2 separate regions of the Homo sapiens genome follow, and region 1 is linked to region 2. A link is an interaction called in ENCODE POLR2A ChIA-PET data of the cell type or tissue named here. Cell type or tissue: Panc1. All regions are shown on one strand. Links, peaks and the distances in the headings refer to the core of each region. The heading gives the core; the rest is flanking DNA. Region 1 holds the start of LOC105374966 (a long non-coding RNA gene). Region 2 overlaps CDKAL1 (CDKAL1 threonylcarbamoyladenosine tRNA methylthiotransferase).

Region 1 (10,508 bases), core at 3,012-8,011, 50 kb after region 2:
TGTGATTCTGTGCTTTGTTCAGGATATACACAACACTGAGAAACAAATCCTTCTGAATTTCATAAAACAACCACACATTCTTCTGTATATGCTCTGTTGTCTATGAATTAAGTTATTTAGATTTTTTGACTAGCTGGTGATTAATAGGTGATTAATACTTTCTACTAGGTTGGATTTTTTTAGAAGGATTAATTAAGAGTATTTATAAGGTGGGGCAGAAAAGGACAACCCCAAATTCACAGTTCTAAGTCAGTCCAGGATTTTCACTTCATGGCTCCTCAGATCACAGTCCCTTCCCTTTTGGTTCATTCATAAACACTCCCACCTTCCTGTCTGCCTTCCCATCCCGCTCCGAAACAAAACATTTATTAACTGAAGCTTCCAACTGTGACAGAAATTACAGTCATGTTAATGGTACAGATGGTGTAAAAAATGCAATCTAAAAACATGATTAAAAAACTCAGGAGCTAGGTAAGCCAAGTTCATCTCAGATATGGCTGACCAGACATCTATGAGGAAGGAAATACACTTTTTTGGTTAATTAGTTTGCTTTTATCCATCCCCGTAATTAGAACATGCTTTCCGCCTACTTAATCCTAAAACAGTCATTAGATTTAATAAACCTTTCTAGACTGCCACAAATGAGAAAATGAATTAGTTAAAAAGTAAGCATTAAGCTGTACTAGCAATATGATCATAACATTCTGTGAATAAAAATGCTTTTGTTTAATTAAAGACAAAAAAAAATCATTTTATAGCTTGTTGCAAAAGATTATACATGATTTTTTCCTTCTTCCTCACGTTGCTTCATAAGGTAGTAAAAACACCAGTGTTGCCTCCACAGATTTTATTTTGCCAAATGGAAGTGATTATTAATCATTCTTTCCAGAAATCAACCCATAATTAGCTTCTTCTCAAGTCAAAGTAAAGTCAGGATCCCACAGGACTCAAGGAGAGAGGGTGGTCTTGGTTGCAGGGCACTAACCAGGAAGCTCAGCTTTGATCACTATCAAGGCTCTTGTGAATTAACAGTGGACAATGGACACAGAGCTACAAGTTAGCATTTGTTATTCTTATTATTTCCACCTCTAAGCCTTTGTGTGATGGTCTGATCTCCCACGGAGTCCAGAATGGCCCCATTACCCCCATCATATTCTATTTGCCAATCTCATAAGGAAGTTAGTTACTCGGGTGTTACGTTTTGGATGATCAAATATTAAAACCATTTTTAAAAGTAAAAAGCAACATACTAATAAAGTTGTGGACTCAAGCTTTCCAGGTTTTTATCTGGTTGAGCATTCTTTATACTAAATAAAATTATCTTTTTTATTTATCCAGAAACATTGGGGGAAAAAAATGACCTTATGTATTAAAAACTCGAAATGGTCCTTGCCTGGACTTGGTGATGCTTGCACAGCAAAAGACTACCTGTTGGACCGTAGGTTCTAGGTATTCACTTCCCCCCCACCAGTCAATCCCCTGCCTGTGCTTGCTGAAGAAGCCTTTGGTCGTGGCGTCCATAAACATTATTGCTGATGGACCATGGACACGTGCAGGCTTCCAAAAATGTAGACTTGGATCTGAATCAGACAGGAAAACTATAGGGGAAAACAGAAGCTTTATTTTGATTATAGAACCAAAGAAATCTTGGATAGAAAGGTAAACTCAAGAGTATCTTTTTTTTTTTTTTTTTTTTTTGAGACGGAGTCTCGCTCTGTCGCCCAGGCTGGAGTGCAGTGGCGAGATCTTGGCTCACTGCAAGCTCTGCCTCCTGGGTTCATGCCATTCTCCTGCCTCAGCCTCCCAAGTAGCTGGGACTACAGGTGCCCACCACCACGCCCAGCTGATTTTTTTGTATTTTTAGTAGAGATGGGGTTTCACCATGTTAGCCAGGATGCTCTCGATCTCCTGACCTTGTGATCCGCCCGTCTCGGCCTCCGAAAGTGCTGGGATTACAGGCGTGAGCCACCACGCCGGGCCAAATTTAAGAGTATCTTAGAGGGACCAGTCTATCCCACAAATAACACTAGAGGCTGTCAAAAAGAGTTTTCCTCCTCTCTCCAATGTTTAACCTTAAGGTCCAATTGGCTCTTTCCACCTTTATTCTGAGCCGAACCTACCTGAATTTGAAGGATAGATTAGAAAGGTTAGGGTCAGAAATCAAAAACACCCTTTCCTCCTGGGCTCTGGGACGTGAACTGTGATTTTTTTTGGTCAATTTTTATGAAGAATGGTACTCCACGAAGACATTAGTCGTTCATGTCAGCCATCTAATTTAATGATTAAATTAATCATTCTAATTTAAGAGCAGAGAAAAATCCAAGACCCAGAAAGCACGTGTTGGAGCTCAGACAAATGCCTGGTCCCTGATACCTAATGCAGTATTTGACGATGTTTTATTTTACTGGGCAACTGTAGTGCATGCAGTCCAGACCCATTAAGGAGAGGAGGAGGATGTAACATTGGATATTAGCAGTTTAGAAGGGTACAATCTCCAAGCCAGTTTTCACATGAATTAATTTTATTAAAAAATGTTACATTCTAGTCCACTAGAACCTTTAGGAAATACCACTCTTTGTGTTGCCTATTGTCAACAGTACTGAACTATGGAATCAGCCATAAACCAGCCATGTAATTTTATTTTATTTTTGAGGCAGGGTCTCACTCTGCAGCCCAGGCTGAATGCAGTGGCGTGATCATAGTTTGCTGCAGCCTTGAACTCTTGGGTTCAAGTGATACTGCCATGTCTGCCTCCTGAGTAGCTGGGACTACAAGTGTATGCCACCAGGCCCGGTGAATTTTTGATATTTTGTAGAGATGGGATCCTGCTACGTTATCCAGGTTGGCAGCCGTGCAATTTTAGACAGAGACTTTGCTTCTTTGGACTGTGAAGTGGTTAAAGTGATCTGTGTGATTCTTTCTAATTACTTGATATCACTCTATTCCCTAACATCACAGATTGCAAATCTGATTTACCATTCTTTGTTGACATTAACTTGGTCCCCTAAAAAGCAGCTAGGAATTAGGAATAAGCTGATCCTTCACAAGTGAGGTGGAATAAAAGAGATGTGTGTGAAGATGGGCACTTGACCTAGGGGTTACTAGAGAATTCTAGTTTTCTGGGATGTTGCTAACCAGTTTCACAGGAGGAGGGGAAAAAAATCTTTTCTCATAATACTGTTACAAAGCTTTTGGAATTTTTCTAAGGAGTTACTACAAAGGAGATATTTATTCTAAATGTGAAAAGATCAGCTCAGCAAATGAAGACATTTACTTTATTACCATAATTTAACATTTTTATAGACTTTCTGCTCTTCATCATTGAGAACAAACATGAAAATCTGCACACTTTCAACAGTTAGGACATTGTTCTGAGAAGGAAAACGTGACTGCCTGGAAATAAAGGCTGTGAATCAAGTGCATGCAAATGAGCTCCATGCCACCCAGCTCTGCAGCCCTCCTAGAAACATGTGTAAGACATTACAATCCTGAAGGCTCTGGGCAGCCTAAGGGGACATGACCACCTAGGGCTCAAGCCTAGCAAAGCAGAACTTATTCTGGACACGTCATGAGGTTGAAATCACTTTTTGTAAATCTCAGATTTAAAGCAAATAAGAATACTTCAAGCAGAAAATCTTAGAAAATATGTAAAGCTAGGGCACATCCCTTATCTCCCTCCTCACCCCACACTCAATTTACCTGTTCTCATCTTTTTTATTTGTTTGTTTGTGTTTTCTTTTTGGAGACAAGGTCAGTCTCACTGTGTCACCCAGGCTGGAGTGCAAAGGCATAATGATCATGGCTCACTGCAGCCTCCACCTCCTGGGCTCAGGTGATCCTCCTACCTGAGCCTCCCAGGTAGCTGGGACTATAGGTACATGCCACCACACCCAGCTAATTCTTTTTTTTTTTTTTTTGGTATTTTTTGTAGAGATGGGGTTTCACCATGTTTCCCAGGCTGATCTCTAACTCCTGGTCTCAAGCAATCTGCCCACTTTGGCCTCCAAAGTGCTAGGATTACATACGTGGGCCACCATGCCTGGCCTATCTTCAGTTTTTAAGGACCAACAGGTGATTCAGTATAAAATGTCACAGGAATGCCAGAATCCATTCCCAGTATATGAAACTGCACTCCGCTGACCACAGCACAGTATTTAGCATTCAATAGTTGCTTTAAAAACAGTTGTTCATTTATGTGACTTTACTCTGCTGCAGGGAATATAACATTTGCATGTCTAAGCTCTATTGCATTTGACCTTCACAACTCTGTGAGGCTGGCTAATAGGATGCAGTGTAATTTTATGCCACTTTCACAGATCAGAAAACTGAGGACCAAAGAAGTCAAATAACTTGTTTGAGAGTTATTTGGCTAGGTGGTGAGATGATTCATAGGTAAAGTACTTTGTAGAAAGTACTACACAAATGAAAGTAACTAACATGATGATTTGGGCACATATCTATAAATAAGGCAAAATTTAAAACTTCACATGGAATGGTATCTCAGTCTTTTCTGAATATAACATACCTACTAAAATTGTGCTGTTTTTTTTTTACCATCCAACTCTCTCTTCCCTTAGCCATAAATGAGGGGCTACTCCCACTTTACAGCAGAATGGCAGGCTACTCAGTATCGTGAGATGCACCATTCCAGAACCTGAGTCGATCCAGACAGGCTGTCACCGGGTATTCAACAGAGAGCAGCAACAATTACCCTCCCGACTAGGGTCCCTTGAGACACAGGTCTGGAGAATTCTGGCATGAAGAAACAGAGTTTGTGACAATCAATAATCTTTCAGGTTGACTTAATGTGGAAAGAAAACAGCATTAAACAATTATGCTGCACATGAACATGCTATATAAGAGGGTATAGTTGATCATTTTTATGGTTTCATAAAAATTCATTTGCTTTTGGGTGTTACAAACACACTAGGAAACTGAAACATCTAACACAGGCAAGGCACCACCTAAAAAATAAAAGCCTGACAAATTAAGAAAATAAAATATCAATTTCTAACCCAAACCACATCAAGTCAATTTTGTTTGAAAACAAAAACTAAGCTTTTGTCTAAGGCTGCTAGTCACCCTCATTTTTCTTCAACAGAAAAATTAACAAAGGAACTTTTGTGATGAAATGCTAATATTAAAGGTTTATAGGGTCCTACCTTACACTCCTGAGATACACTTGCTTTCATGACACAACACTTACATGGAAAAGAAAAAAAACCTACAGACTAGAGAAACGTTGAGAGAAAAACAAACTTTGAGAGATTTGTTACTGTGTGTGTTTCTAACTTTCCTAATTTAGGGTATACTGACTTATGCTATTGCTGCTTTTATTTTTGATCTTCTGGCAAAATTGTGTTTTTAGCTTCTAAGAGGTGAAATATGACTAAATGAAGTACAAATTCAGAGAGAAGGATTAGGGCAAAGAAGCAAATTAACTACGTTCCCTACATTTTGAGCCTGATAGAATGATTATTTGGCTACATGCTGCATAGATCATGCATTTTTCTCTGTAACAAGGCAAATTAGATATTTATGCTTCTATTCCAAACAAAGCAGACACGCTGTCTGGCAGGATTTTTTTCTACACTAGTTAGAACTCTTGTAAGTAAAGCTTATGAGTTTTATCACATGGCACTTCAACCCTGCTACACATAAACAATCTTTATGAGGGTCATACTGCTTCTTACTTAACAGTCAATAAATGTACCACTACCATTACCATCTTCAACTTCTTCCAATAATGTTGTAAAAGTAACGTTGCCTTGCTTGAATTTGCACACAAACTAGTTCATATTTACTCTTTAAGGCTGCAGTATTACATTTTGTACTTCTCTTTTTCTCCTAAAGCATTCTATTCGTACTTTGGTCCATGCTTTTGGTTCAAATTGTCAACAACACTGCTCATGTCTGAATCTTCATAATACCTGGCACTATGCTCCTCTTATCCTAGGCATGTTGGCCACTGCCTCCCATAACCTGCTGAGTTGCTGCCAATGAGGGTCCTTATCCTATGAATCCAGCCAGTCTCATTTAGTTCTTGAGCTCATCATCATCAGAATGGAGGGTACATTGGTGGCCACCAGTCCACCAGGAGGTAGGTGCTAGCCTTAGTTATGTTACCATAAACTCTACTGTTTGGGTAAAAACTGGGCACCCCAGATTCTATGGTGTCCCAGTCTCCTGCCAGACTGGCTTGATCCAGATGAGCAGATTTTTTTTTTTTTTTTTCATATGGCAGCTCTGGCTAAGTACTATTGCCTTACCTAGAACACTAGGTACTCAGAGAGGACCCTGTTCTACCTGCTTGCCTCTATCTCAAGTAAGCCATTCTCTTGCCAAGAGGGGAGAAAAGGAAGGAAGGAACTGGCAGCAAATTTCTGATTCTTTGGCATCTAACTTGGAATCTGGTACAAAACACAGTCATTGCTGGGAACACCTAGACCAGTCTGGTGCACACTACTGAGGACCAGCTATTTAAATGTTTTTCCTTCCTTCTTTTTTTTGGAAAAAAAAATTTTGGATCCACCAGGAACCAATTGATTTATAAGATATGATAAAGATTAATGACTAGAAAAAATGGCATTAAAGACAAGCACCAATGTTTTCAGTATAAGATTTAAGAGACACAAAATTATTCTGTCAAATTCCTAAATGCTTACTCCAACTTCTGTAGTTACCTCATTTTGGGTCAATATGTTTGTGGACTGGCTGGGTCCAAGCTCCAAACTTTGAACAGTGTTGGCTGGGTCCCTCCTACTACATATCCCATTCACAGTCTTAAGGGCTACTGAGCGAATAAAGCCTGAGCTAACCCTTTTATGTGGATAATTTCTCTACCCCTTCTTCCTACTTCACTCCTAAGGTTTCTTCCCCATCCATAATGCCAGTGTTGCTTCATGCCAAGACTCTTCCTTGGCATAAAGTTATGAGGAATACACAGTGAATATCTGCCAAATGAACTAATTCCTGCCTGACAATGTCATGGATTGAGTCATTCATTCAAAAATTATTAAGTACCCACTATGTGTCAGGCACTGAGTGAATCGCGGGGACATACACCTTATTCTTAAGTAGGTTTTAGTCTAGTGGGAGGACATGAAAGTAAATAACCATAATTCACTGGGACAAATGTCCTGGCAGAGGGAAGCACAGAGTGCTTTGAAGGCACGTAAAGATGCCACATATTCCAGGCTGGGTTTGTAAGAAGCAAAGGCTTCGTGGAGGTGCCTGGGCTGAGTGAGTCCTGAAGGATTAAAAAACATTTGCTAGAAGAGAAAGTAGGTCAGGAGCCTAAGAAATAAAATCTGCAAAGATGTAGAAGTAGACAGAGCTTGGCATGATCCAGAACGAAGTAGCTCAGTAAGGATTAAATATAGCGTGCAAGGGGGGAGTGGTGAAATATAAGGCTTGTGTAGTGATATGGTTTGGCTGTGTCCCCATTCAAATCTCAACTTGAATTGTAACTCCCAGAATTCCCATGTGTTGTGGGAGGGACCCAGGGGGAGGTGATGGGTCCCGTGCTGGTCTTTCCCGTGCTATTCTCGTGATAGTGAATAAGTCTCATGAGATCTGATGGGTTTATCAGGGGTTTCCGCTTTTGCTTCTCTCCTCATTTTCTCCTGGCGCCGCCATGTAAGAAGTGCCTTTTGCCTCCCGCCATGATTCGGAGGCCTCCCCAGCCATGTGGAACTGTAAGTCCAATTAAACCTCTTTTTCTTCCCAGTCTCGGGTATGTCTTTATCAGCAGCCTGAAAACGGACTAATACACATAGCAAGCAGGACAAGTTTTTAAGGAACCCAGTGTTTTTTAATGCTGAGCGCTAGCGGTACTGTGAGCACAACAGTGCTTTGCTGTGACAGACTGTGCTGTGCAACATTTAGCATGTTTAGCATCTCCGGCCCCTGGGAGCGTAATGCCAGTAGCACCACTAGCAACGACCAAACCCTCCCTATTTCCATATAGCCCCTTGATAGAGTGACACCGACCCTGACTGAGAACCTTGGGTAGATGGATAATTTGGTCAGAAAGTGGGCAAGTCTCTTAAAAACATGCAGTGATACCAGTTTGACTGAATTAAAGTTTTATCATAAAGGGATGCCCAAGGCAGGTGGGGAGGACATCAGGCACGTCCAAGATGTGTCCAAAGAAAACCATGTCTGGCTCCTCTAGTGTTTACATTTGGTCTCAATGCAAGTAATTTGCAAGTAGCTTTGCCGTAAATACAATTCCAGTCGGCAAGAGTTTACTTAGAAACTATTCAATGTCAACTACTAGCCTAGGTTCCTTTAAGGGTGTTCAAAGACATAAGACATAGTCCTTACCCTTGAGAAATGTACAGTCTAGTTGCTAAGATATAATTAAGTGAACACACCAAGGCAGTATATAATCCAGTGTTTGACAGTGTATCATTCATGTTTCATGGGAACATTTAGCAATTAAGTGAATTCCTCTATATTCCTCCTCCTTGATCTTCTGTATCTACCCAAATCCTCTATCAGAACAGTACAACAAAGAAAGAAGCAAAAAGTCAGCAGAAAGCTGAGATTATCAACAATTATCTGTGCGTTTTTGCAGTCTTTCCCTTATTAGGGATTGTGAAGAAAATACCCTTGTAATTTACCTGAGGGGAAAAAAAGGTATTTTTGTTTGTAATACATTATCTTCATTATTAATGAGATTTTCATTTGCTTTCAGATATTTTCTAAAAGTAAAGACTTTAAAGAAAGGCACAGGAGGCTGGGAGCAGTGGCTTACATTTGTAATCCCAGCACTTTGCGGGGCTGAGGCCGGAGGACTGCTTGAGTCCAGGAGTTTGAGACCAGCCTGGGCAACACAGTGAGACCCCATCTCTACAAAAAATTAAAAATTAGTTACACGGTGGTGCGTGCCTGTAGTCCTAGCTACTCGGGAGGTTGAGGTGGGAGGATCATTTGACCCTGGGAGGTTGAGGCTGCACTGAGCCACGTTCACACTACTGCACTCCAGCCTGAGAGACAGAGACCCTGTTTCAAGGGGAAAAAAAGGCAAGAAAGGAAAGGCACAGTAAAACTGATTTTGCACTAAAGGTAGAAGTTATTTTTCTCTACCTTTTCTTGCTCTTTAAGTCTTTCCTGGGACATGTTGATGACCAGGAATAACTGTAGCTAGTAGTTCTGCTGTAAGTAACATCCTCTGTTCTGTTCCCAATTCCCTTCCTTGATGACATTGTGCATTTTACTGGATGACTTGGTCACAAGTGAAATGGGTTTCTGCCAGAAGGGAACAGTTTCCAGTGATTTGTGGATCTCTTTGTGGGTCAGAAGTCATCAAAAGTAGCCACTTAAAGGTGAAAGAGCCAATTAAAAATAATATTCAGGGACATCATAATTGACATGTTCCAGAAAGTCTGCTGGAAAACAGAAAGGTTCACTAACACATGAGAATCAACAATTAGTAGCTAATACTTTGGCTTAAATCCCAACTCTTCTGCTAAAATGAAAATAGCCAGGGAGACTCTCCTATTGACCCTTTTCAATAATGTATATCTTGTAATGGACGTGCCTCTCACATTCTCTCTTGAAAGCAGGCTTGACTGTGCATGACTGGAGACAGTGCGAGGTCGCCGAGTCCATAAGCAGCAAGAAGGGCACACAGAAGGAGAAAGGAGAAGCTTGCTGCCGGAGGAGACAAACTGGACTTTACAGTGTTCTCCGGGGTGGGACCTGACTTTGACCTCATGTATACAGATGGGCCTGACTGAGCTCATCCATGCTTATGTCCGGGTGCTTAAGTCTTATGGTAATGTATTTTTTTTTCAATTGCCATTGAAAGATGTGAGAAATGAAACATGAAAATATTTAATAATTCAGCATTTCCAAGTGTCTAGACTACTGAACATATTATCCAAGAAATTATTTAGAAGAAAGGGAAAGGAAATAGGCAAGAGATTTTATGAGTACTGACTATGAATCAGTTGTTTTCAGAGTTGTATTTCTCACAGAATAGATACTATTTTCCCTGTTTCACAGATGACAAATGTGAGGGTCAGATAGATTAGGAAACGTGCCCAAAGTTTCACAGCTAGTCAATGAGAGAAAGCATTTTCCAAGCCAGGTTCACTTGGCTGCAAAGCACTTACTCTTTCTGATATACAGCATGCTGCCTAGATGTTTTAGCACATTTGGATTACAAAAATGTTAGAAATAAAATTATGTTTGTGAAAGGATGGGCATTTAAAAAGCTCTGGGTTATGGTTGTCTGTGGTTGAAATTATAAAATGATAGTTCCCCCCACACACATACAGCATACACACACACACACACACAGACACACACATACACACACACAAATGTGGGTTATTATGGCTGAGTCATTGAATTTATTTGGAAGAACCATCTTCTTTTGCATGACAGAATACAGATGGCCATAAACTATTTACCCAGACATTTTGGGGTTGAGGGATGTAATCATCATTTGAAACAAAAATACAACTCTAGAAATACATATGAAAGTGAATTACTTT
Region 2 (10,508 bases), core at 2,433-7,432:
TATGAGGGATGTAACACTAAAGAAAATGCCTCGGAAAACTAGTCATTAGGACCTTGCACCTCCACATTTCATATCTTACATACAATTCTGAAAGTACTGAGTAATTCACAGAGCTATTTACTTATTATATACATTTTCTCTGTCACAGGCAACTGTCTCTTTGCTGCAGTCATGACCCCATGTTCATTTATTATTTTTTAAAGAGAAAGACAGCAAAAACATGGAATTGCTAATTTTCCACAGAATTGATGTACATTATGATCTAGGCACCCATTTTTAATAGCAAAGAAGTAAATCAGCCAAAACAATGGGTAAAGAAGTGTGACTATTCTAAGGAAATTCTATAATTTCCAAGTTTATTCTACTGTGAAATGCAGCACTTAAGGTATCAAGTATTATTATTATTATTATTTTTTTTTTTTGAGACAGAGTCTCACTCTGTCACCCAGGCTAGAGTTCAGTGGCATGATCTTGGCTCACTGCAAATTCCGCCTCCCGGGTTCAAACGATTCTTCTGCCTCAGCCTCCCGAGTAGCTGGGATTACAGGCATGCGCCACTATGCCCGGCTAATTTTTATATTTTTAGTAGAGACGGGGTTTTGCCATGTTGGCCAGGCTGGTCTCGAACTCCTGACCTCAGGTGATCCGCCTGCCTCGGCATCCCAAAGTGCTGGGATTTCAGGCATGAGCCACCATGCCTGGACTCAGTTACTCTTTTTACAAGGTTGTCAAAATGTCTGATACAGCAAAACAACTGTACTGAATGACTGTGCCGGGGATTATTTTTACCAATGCTACTTAATAATTATGACCCCCCCAAATTAAAGCCCACTGGCAAGATAATTTTTTAAAATTCCTATTCTCATTTGTAGGGACTTGTCACCATGTTCAGGCGGTTACCATGAAGGAAACATAAACACAGCTGCACTAAATAGACCACCTAACAATTAAAAAACAAATCAAACTCCCCTCTCTATCATACAATGCCAGTACCTAAATACACCATAATTTACTATCTAGTTTACTATCTCATTCAAAATATAGCCCTCTTAGCCAAAAGTTGTAAGGTCTCTGAGATGACACTTACTAAAGACTCTTTTCACTGTCTGAAAAACAATGGAAGTTCTGGCAACATTAATCCCCTTAAAAAAATCAAGTGTAAAAAAAGAAATTTCCCCCAACTTCCATGTTGAGCTTCAATGGCTCTGTTTATCAAAAAGGGCTGGTGAATATTGGGTATCACTGAAGTATATTCTTCTAGAAGAAAACTTAGAATGTTTGCACACATTTCACAGTGTGAGTTGCTTATGACTTAGGATAAGTATCTGTCAATGGTTCTTAAGGAAATCTGCAATTACACTTCATTTAACATCAAGTTTTCAGGAAATTAACAACAATGTGAAATTGTAGAGCCACTGAAAACTATGCTGCTTCTTTCTTCTTCTTAGAATCAACGTGGAGAGTAAGGCCCATCATGTTTGGGCTGCTCTATTTCATCTGGAGATGATAACAATGACAGTAATATATACAGAGTTAAAAAGACTTGCTATGTTTATATAGTAGAAAGCTGGGCTTTTAATCAACCATAAGAGAACTATTTGTAGGTGAGTATTTAACTATTATTTGCCAAAGAGACTCAGGAGAACCGCAATGTGCACTAATTCATAGTGGCAAACACCTTTTCAGTCATCCTATTTGTGTCCTCAACTGAGGAGTCATCCTATTTGTGTCCCCAGTCTCATTGGCAAGGCCCTTAAAAATCTCCAGAGTGGCCGGGCCCGGTGGCTCATGCCTGTAATCCCAGCACTTTGGGAGGCAGAGGTGGGCAGATCACTTGAGTCCAGGAGTTTGAGACCGCCTGGGTAACATGGCAAAACCCCGTCTCTATAAAAAATACAGAAATTAGCCGAGTGTGGTGGTGTGTGCCTATAGTCCCAGCTACACGAGAGGCTGAAGTGGAAGGATTGCTTGGGCCTGGCAGATTGAGGGTGCAGTGAGTTGTGATCATTCTACTGCATTCCAGCATTGGTGACTGAATAAGACCCTGTCTCAAATAAATAAATAAATAAATAAATAAATAAATAAATAAATAAATAAATAAAAAAAACATCTCCAGAGGCCAGGCACGATGGCTCATGCCTGTAATCCCAGCACCTTGGGAGGCCAGGGCGGGTGGATCACTTGAGGCCAGGAGTTCGAGACCAGCCTGGCCAACGTGGTGAAACCCTGTTTCTACTAAAAATACAAAAGTTAGCCAGGCATGGTGACATGTGCCTGTAGTCCCAGCTACTTGGGAGACTGAGGTGGGAGGATTGCTTGAACCTGGGAGGCAGATGTTGCAGTGAGATGAGATTGCACCCCTGCACTCCAGCCTGGGTGACAGAGTGAGACTCTGTCTCTAAACAAAATCTCCAGAGCATACGGAAAAAAACTGAGCCTAGGAAGGCTAGGGCTTTGATCAAAAGCTGCTGCAATCCGTCCCCACTGCTTAAAATAAATATATGCATACATATATATTATAAATATATAAAACTTGCTTGAGCCCGGGAGTTGGAGGCTGCAGTAAGCTTTGATCATGCCACTGCACTCCAGTCTGGGCAACAGAGTGAGAACCTATCTCAACAAATGAACAAACAAAAAATAATAAATGCTTCCCTCAATATTTTTTAATGAATGAAGTCACACTGAAGTGAAAATCAAATACAACCTTTAAGAGAAACAACTATTCCAAATAATATTAAAGTCAACACTGAAGTTATGGAAGAATGAGTTCAGATGACATTCTGGAAGATGCAACTTCACCTTGGTTGCAAAGGAACTTGTGGGCTAAGGAAACATATACAAGCCTCAAATTTCTTTTTAAAATGAGCCACTTCCCCTACACTTTCTAGATGCTGTCTCTCCCACCCCATATGGTAGCCGTGTGTGGTTAAAGACCCTCACATAACAAAATTGAGAGTAATCATCCTGGCTTGCCATATCCAAACAGTGCCTCTGCTATCTGAGTAAGGAAGTTCTAGTCATAGAACTAAGGCAGGGCATCTGCAGAAAAGTGGCAAGGCTACAGATATCTTCAGGACTCTAAGACCACACCACTCAGTTATCTATTATGCTAATGGCAGAGGTAGTCCACTAGAAGGGATCAGAATTTGTCTTAAAGAGACTCTACACTCATCTGAGAAGCAAACTTCTATGGCTGCCTCACCGTCACTGACAGATCCTTGCCTAACAGCTGAAACTACCAACAGGAAAAGGTTACATCACTGTGAAAAATGGACAAAATCCTGCAAGTAAGGAAGAGGTTGAAAACCATGGTTCTCATAAAATGTGTGACTGGCAGCCTGCTATGGTTTGTCCCTGACAAAACTCATGTTGAAATTTAATTGACAATGTAACAGTGTTGGGAGGCAGTGTCCTTAAGATGTGATTAGGTCATTAGGATCAGTTAATGTCTTTCTCCAGGGACTGAGTTAGTTCTTGAGGGAATGGGTAAGTTCACATGAGAGCCTGGTGTTATAATGTGAGGCTGCCTTTCGTGTGTGGTCTCTTTGAAAGCCCTTCTGCTTTCTGCTGAGTTGAAGCCCTCACTAAATGGGTTGCCTGATCTTGGACTTCTCAGCCTCCAGAATCATGAGCCAAATAAACTTCTTTTCCTTATAAATTATCCAGTCTTGGGTATTTTGTTATAGCAACAGAAAATGAACTAAGACAGAGCACAATGTAATTGTTCAGCAGAAATGTTTAAGATACAACTGAAATTCTAAGTCCAAAGAATGGTCTGGTGGGTGGCGTCAAGAGAATTGTAACATTCAAGGATAGGAAGAAAGGGGAAAGTGATGGATGGACAATGAAAGGTCAGAAGCAGAAGCACACAGTTCTAGCAGAACCCAAGGGAAAAAAGTCTGAAGAGGGTTCTTTGAAATCAACAGATGCCACATATATGGATTGGTCAGTAGGGGACAAAGACACAGGGTCTGAGTGAGATTATTTTTGAGATGAAAGAGACCTGACTATGTTTTGGGCCTTCACTTTCCTCATCTAAAAATGAGAGGTTGGTAGAAGTGGGACGGAAGTAGGGAGAAGAGAGTAGGGCTGTTGAAGGGGAGGTGGATTACAATATTTAAAGATCTTTCAATTGTGAAGTTTAAGTCATTGTTGAAGGTAGATCTGTAGGCTGCGGATCAGCACATCCAAAGGTTTCATAGGAATTAGCTGAAGGAAATTATGTACTCTAATCAAGCCTGTCTCTCTCTTGTTCTCTCTCTCTCTCTCTCTTTTTAAACAGTAAATGTATGCTTACAGCCCTCTGCAAATTACAGCTACCTTCTTGGTGTACTTAAACCAACAACTTGATTTTCAATACAGTACCTGCCAGGAAACAATTACAAGGTGTCTCAAGAGGCTATTGAGTGTCTTGAAGTTTCCTTAAAGAAGCCTGCCAAAATCTCAACAAAGCTTGGCTGGGTGTGGTGGTGGTTCACACCTGTAATCCCAGCATTCGGGGAGGCCAAGGTGGGAGAATCATGTGAGGACAGGAGTTAGAGACTAGCCTGGGCCACATAGCAAGACCTCGTTTCTACAAAAAAATAAAAAAAATTAGCAGGGTGTGGTGGCGCACACCTGTAGTCCCAGCTACTTGGAACACTAAGGCAGGAGGATTGCTTGAGAGTCCAAGAGTTCAAGGTTGCAGTGAGCTATGATTGCACAGCTGCATTCTAGCCTGGGAGACAGAGAAAGATCCTATCTCTAAAAAAAAAAAAAAAAAAAAAGGAACTCTCAACAAAGTATTTTCTTGTAATCCTAAGAAAGATGTCCTTTTCCTTCTGATTTGTTTATAGGCATATAGTTTATGGCTGGTTAAATAAAATGATGTTTATTTAATTTCTGTAACATGCTAGAGGTTAAAAGCTTCTGTTGAGAATACAAATGCTATAGTATTTCCAAGGGAAACTCAGTTTCCATTTACAAAGCTTTGCCTTTTAAGAGATCTGTCAGGAAAGTAACTGATTGTAGTAACTTGATTGTAGCTCTCTGAAGTAAGGGACAATTCTTACCTTCAGAGCTTATTCCTTTACTGAATTCAGTTCTATGGACTTTTGAAAGTGGCTGTTGGTTCTGGCACCTGCTTTAACAAGCTAGGCATACTTTACAATTTATTCATCAAATGTAAGTAGAGAAAGTAATTTTTTCCTAGGATGTACAGAACTTCATTTCATCATTTTAACGTTATTTAAAGATATTTTATGAAAAATGAATTATGGCCGGGCGCGGTGGCTCACGCCTGTAATCCCAGCACTTTGGGAGGCCGAGGCGGGTGGATCATGAGGTCAGGAGATCGAGACCATCCTGGCTAACAAGGTGAAACCCCGTCTCTACTAAAAATACAAAAAATTAGCCGGGCGCGGTGGTGGGCGCCTGTAGTCCCAGCTACTCGGGAGGCTGAGGCAGGAGAATGGCGTGAACCCGGGAAGCGGAGCTTGCAGTGAGCCGAGATTGCGCCACTGCAGTCCGCAGTCCGGCCTGGGCGACAGAGCGAGACTCCGTCTCAAAAAAAAAAAAAAAAAAAAAAAAAAAAAAAAAAAAAAAAGAAAAATGAATTATAAAAATATTCCTGTAAAACTATCCCTTGCTTTCTCTGACTCGGTCACTAAAGTGAAGGAAGGCGCAGGAAACGTCTCTACAAGACCCTGCATTACTGCTGACCTCTCAGGGCTGCTGGGAAACACGGCCCCCAGCTGTGAAAGAATGAGTGTGCTACAATTTTCTAGGCCTTGTTGAAAAGATATGAGAAAAGCTCTTATACTTTTTTTTTTTTTTTTAATGAAAACCACAAAGGCAGAAAATAAAAGCAGTATTCCCCTAGACAGACAAAGAAAGTAAGATGTTGGAGGGAGCTTAGCAATCTCTCTGATTTCACAGGGAGAGAACTAAGGTCTGGCAAGATGGGTGATTTGCTCAGTGGCAGTGGCAGTGGCAGAAGAAAGGGAAGTCTTTGAACTCTTCCCACTACTCAATGCTTCCTATTTAATTGCTAGCTGTGGAAAACTTACAACATCACGGATCTAATTCTGCAGTGTATGACTTTTCCTTGAGCAGAGAAACGTCTGTGACAAACAAATAGCAATGTTTTTAAATTCAATTTTGGGGTAGATTTTTCAGTAAGTTACATAATCAGCTAGCTGTGTCATTTGTGTCACATCTATGCTTAAATTTCCCAAGTGCCTGAAGTTGTGAAAAACATCAGTTCTAACCATATGGCCAGAGAGTGCAGATAAAACACACACTTGCATTTAAAAAGCAGTGGTTTCCAACAGAATTTGGTTGCTGAATGAATGGTCCTCAAGTACACTCTAAGTCATCATTTGCCCTGAAACAAACAATATTCTACAAGGCTATATAAGGATATAAAGAGAGAAACAGAATTGTGTGAAGAAACGCAGACATTACTCAAATTAAACAAAGACATCAGGGTATTTGGGCTAATACTTTTAACTCAGTAAGAAATGTTGCTTGCAAAAGTATTCTTTGGACTAGAAAAAGCAAAAGGTTTCTCTTAAACTCATATATGGCTTTAAACATAAACTGTATGTAAAGTTGCTCTTCTCTTTATAACTTTTTTTTCTTCTTACTTTCACTTTACTTAAACAGAAAGCCTGACGTGGCTTTGGAAAATAATGTCAATCAATTTCTATTCTGAGATGCTGAGTTACAAAAAGATTTCAATATTACTATTTAAATAGAGTAACAAAAAATTCACAAAGGACGTAGATATATGGACCTGTGTAAGATAGACATTTGTTTCTTGAAAATGGTGTTAAGGAAGAAAGAAACTATTTTGTTTCCCTTTAAGAGCTGCTGACAATTATTTTTTCTGTCCATTCTCTTCCTAAGGCAAAGATTAAAACACATATCAGCCCGGGCGCAGCGGCTCACGCCTGTAATCCCAGAACTTTGGGAGGCCGAGGCGGGTGGATCACCTGAGGTCAGGAGTTCAAGACCAGCTTAGCCAACATGATGAAACTCCATCTCTACAAAAATACAAAAATTAGCCAGGTGCGGTGGCAGATGCCTGTAATCCCAGCTACTCGGGAGGCTGAGGCAGGAGAATCGCTTGAACCTGGGAGGCAGATGGTGCAGTGAGCTGAGATCACGCCATTGCACTCCAGCCTGGGCGACAAGAATGAGACTCCGTCTCAAAAAAAAAAACAAAAAAAACCCCACACATATCAAAAGTTCCTGTAATCATTTACATCATGGTTCTAATAAACTTGAATTTTATCTGTGCTTATCCTACAGAATATTCTGACATGCTATTTCTGCAGCTAAGTTTTGCCTTTTATTGTAGAAAATAAAATACAATTTTTCGACCTGACTGGTTTCTGAATGTATGACTCTGGGAAATGTCAAATGTCTTTCTTTAGCTCCAGTCAAATTAGTTTTTTTTTTTCCCCCCTAAGCTGCCTGGAACATGTTAAATACAAGGCTGTGACCTTCAACTCTGAAATAATATTTCTAGTGTCTGTGCAAAAGCCTGCCCTCACATACACCTTTAGACTAATTACTGCAGTGTAATGTTGCCAGTGAACCGCTGTAATTACACTTGGAGAAAAGTATGGTCTTGTTCTTTCCTAGCTAATGAAAATGATAACCTTTCCATTTTGATTCCTCATTCACAACAGGCAGAGCACGCGATGCTGGGTCTCCTGGGTATACAGTAATTTTCCTGACTGTTTATGCTCACTTCTATTTTCTGGCCCTGCAGAAGCTGGAATTAAAGAACCAGGCATACTTATGCTAAAAACGGTCAACAGTAATAATAGCAATAACATTAAAATTTAATATCATCCTTACTCCACAATGCCATTCTATAATGAAATAGGGCCATGACACAAGAATGTGTGTCAAAAATGATGATAGCATAGAAAACAAGTAATGAGCCTTTAAGTCCATCGTATTCAAAATGCTAGCCATCAATTTGTTGGTCTACTTAAGGGTTCTTAAGAGAAGATGTTGGACAGTTTATTCTCAAAGCGCTAGACTGGTTAACTGATTCTTAAACAATGACAAAAAAAGGCATTCATTAGATTATTTGAAAACATTGTCCTCTGTGGAAAAAAAATTCTTTAGATACACTTATTAATAGATATAAATGTACTCAAAAGGGGAAGAATGTTCCTTTGAAGTGGAGTAGCCATATTTTTAAGTATATATGCTTATCTATTAATTGCCATGAGTATCTTAGTAGCTTTATTTCTTCTTTCTTTGCATTTCAGAAATAACCTAAGTAGAAAGAAAAATTGTAAAACAATTTGGCTTTTCAAAAGTTATTCTTCCCTTCTTTGTGCAGTGATACAAGATACAAAGACCAGGCCCGAGGCAGTTCTACTGAATCAGACCATGAAGTTTCTTCTAACAAGAATCTCCTTGTGCTTTTCTTCACGCTGGTTGGTTTTCTTCTAGCCGTGTCTACCCCAGTAAGAGGAAGACAATCCGAGGTAGTCTCTTCCCAGCTGGGGGCAAAATCCCATTCTTAGTAACAAAGCTATTTTCATCTGCTGATCGAGAGCCAATAGTAAGAGCAAATAGTTACACAGGAAATGCCACACTGATGCCTTCCTGCCTGGCGTCAGGGATCCAAATCTAGTGCTACCTAAACTGCCAGTTCAAAAAGCAGCTGCATTTTAACCACCTGCCTGTACATTCTGAGTATTCTAGAGCATTCAAAGGTATTGCCTATAAAGCTTTTTGTGGAATTAAAAAAAAAAATTGTGGTAAGAACATATAACATGAAATCTACCCTCTCAACAAACCCAAACAAGTTGACCCTCCTATCACAGAGCCGGCACAAAGTACATCAGGTCTGTTTTTCCCCACACTGGGCAAGCTCTGTCATGCCCAGGCAGCCTGGGAAAGTGCTCAATATTGAAAACTGAAGTTCTATGGCCAGATACTGCCAGTAAGATCTATCCATGAGATCTGATTCATGGAAAGGGCCCATGGAGCCAACACTGGATATAAGTGTAGAACTTTTTTATGAAAAGCGCAAACCTAAAAATTGAACAGAATTTCCGTTCACTTCCACCCTCTTGATCTATTCCCACTGGTCTCTCTCAGCCATTACTTGGCAAGTCTAGGCCAGTCTTCTTTGAGAGCAGATTCTCAGAAAGGGACCTACTCATAAAAGTAGGTTGTGCATCTTAAATAGATACAATTTTATTTGTCAGTTGAAAAGATGAAAAAGAAGAAGCCACAAAATACTTGGAGGAAATATAAATTATTAGACATGTAACGTGTTGATGAAACATTTTTAACATAATGCTATGTTGCCATAAATGAGAAGTTTTTAACTACTGATTAAAAAAAGTATATTAAGATTGTCATAAACAAAGTCAAAAAGCAAATAGAAAAAAATTGCAAGTATGACATATATACTAATGACATGTTATAGGTTATATAATATGAAGAGCCTTTACAAAACAGTAAGAAAACAATAAATGTTCCCAACAGAAAAACAAACTGCTAAAAAAGCAATTCAAAACCAAAAATCTAAATTATCTACATACAGCACATATGTGAAAAAAGTTTCACTTAATTTTCAACGAATAAACACTAAAATAAGGAAATGTCCTTTTTTTTCACAAATGGGCAAAAATATGTATGAAACTGGGCTGTGCTTCTGGGAAAAAATTTTTTTCATACATTCCCCATCCCCAAAAGGTACATAAGTGACCAGTGATAACATTTAATAGGTCACTTTCTTGGAAGGTGCTTGTAGAAGTTTTGTTTCACTGACGACACAAAAAGTAAGCCAAATTTAAAAAAAGAGAAAAGCAAAAGCAAAAGCATTGGAGAGAGAGATTGTTTATGTAATCTAGTAATCTGCAGTAACTACTTGCCAACTTCCCTCACACCTTCATTGCTCCAAGTCCTCATTCCAAAAGCATGGGGAGTCAGGCAACTCAGTGAGCTACACCACCAGGCATTACCAATGGTATAAAACTCAGAATAATTCCAAGAAAGATTCAGACATTTGGAAGAAAAAAAGGTGTGGGTGTGGTATGCAGGACGCTTTCTAATTATCTTTATGGCATAAGAAAGCTTCTTTTCAAATACTAAATTATGAGAAAGGATGGATAAGCTCCAGCCTACCCAACTTCTAAATGAGAATTTTTAAAATCATGAATTCAGAGCTGGATTGGATAGAAGAGAGGACTTCAGAGATCATTTAGGACAAACTCTTCATATTACAGATGAGAATACAGGTCCCTTAGAGATTAAGTGACTTGGTCAAGGTCACATACCTCATAATATTTAATCTATAATGTTAAAAATGGATTCTATCCTGCCAGTTGTTTTAGGCAAGTGGTGAATTACCCAATTACTTTAAAACTGCACCATGTATACAGTAGTCCTAGCCATATGTGGCCACTGGGCACTTAAAATGTGGCGAATCTCAATTGAGATGTGTTATCAAACATACACCAGTGCAAAGTACACACCGGATTTCA

Evidence for each region. Peaks named below come from ENCODE experiments on the same cell type or tissue, not always from the same donor. Only the 100,000 strongest peaks of a DNase experiment are listed, where the experiment ranks them.
Region 1: POLR2A ChIA-PET joins it to region 2 with 12 read pairs; 6 of 35 experiments call an interaction of 5 or more read pairs at or near these places.

Annotation. Positions count from the first base shown.
Region 1 is chr6:21,138,041-21,148,548 of GRCh38, reverse strand. The region is part of intron 13 of CDKAL1 (CDKAL1 threonylcarbamoyladenosine tRNA methylthiotransferase); the gene reads right to left. LOC105374966 (a long non-coding RNA gene) reads left to right here and starts at 7,614. Exons shown (of 3, transcript XR_926569.4): 1 at 7,614-7,697; 2 at 8,702-8,842; 3 at 9,573-10,508. In Panc1, for the core only: no CTCF peak of the experiment used is centred there; no DNase peak of the experiment used is centred there.
Region 2 is chr6:21,187,072-21,197,579 of GRCh38, reverse strand. The region is part of intron 13 of CDKAL1 (CDKAL1 threonylcarbamoyladenosine tRNA methylthiotransferase); the gene reads right to left. Among named protein-coding and RNA genes, the nearest start is that of LINC00581, 320 kb to the left of the region's middle. In Panc1, for the core only: no CTCF peak of the experiment used is centred there; no DNase peak of the experiment used is centred there.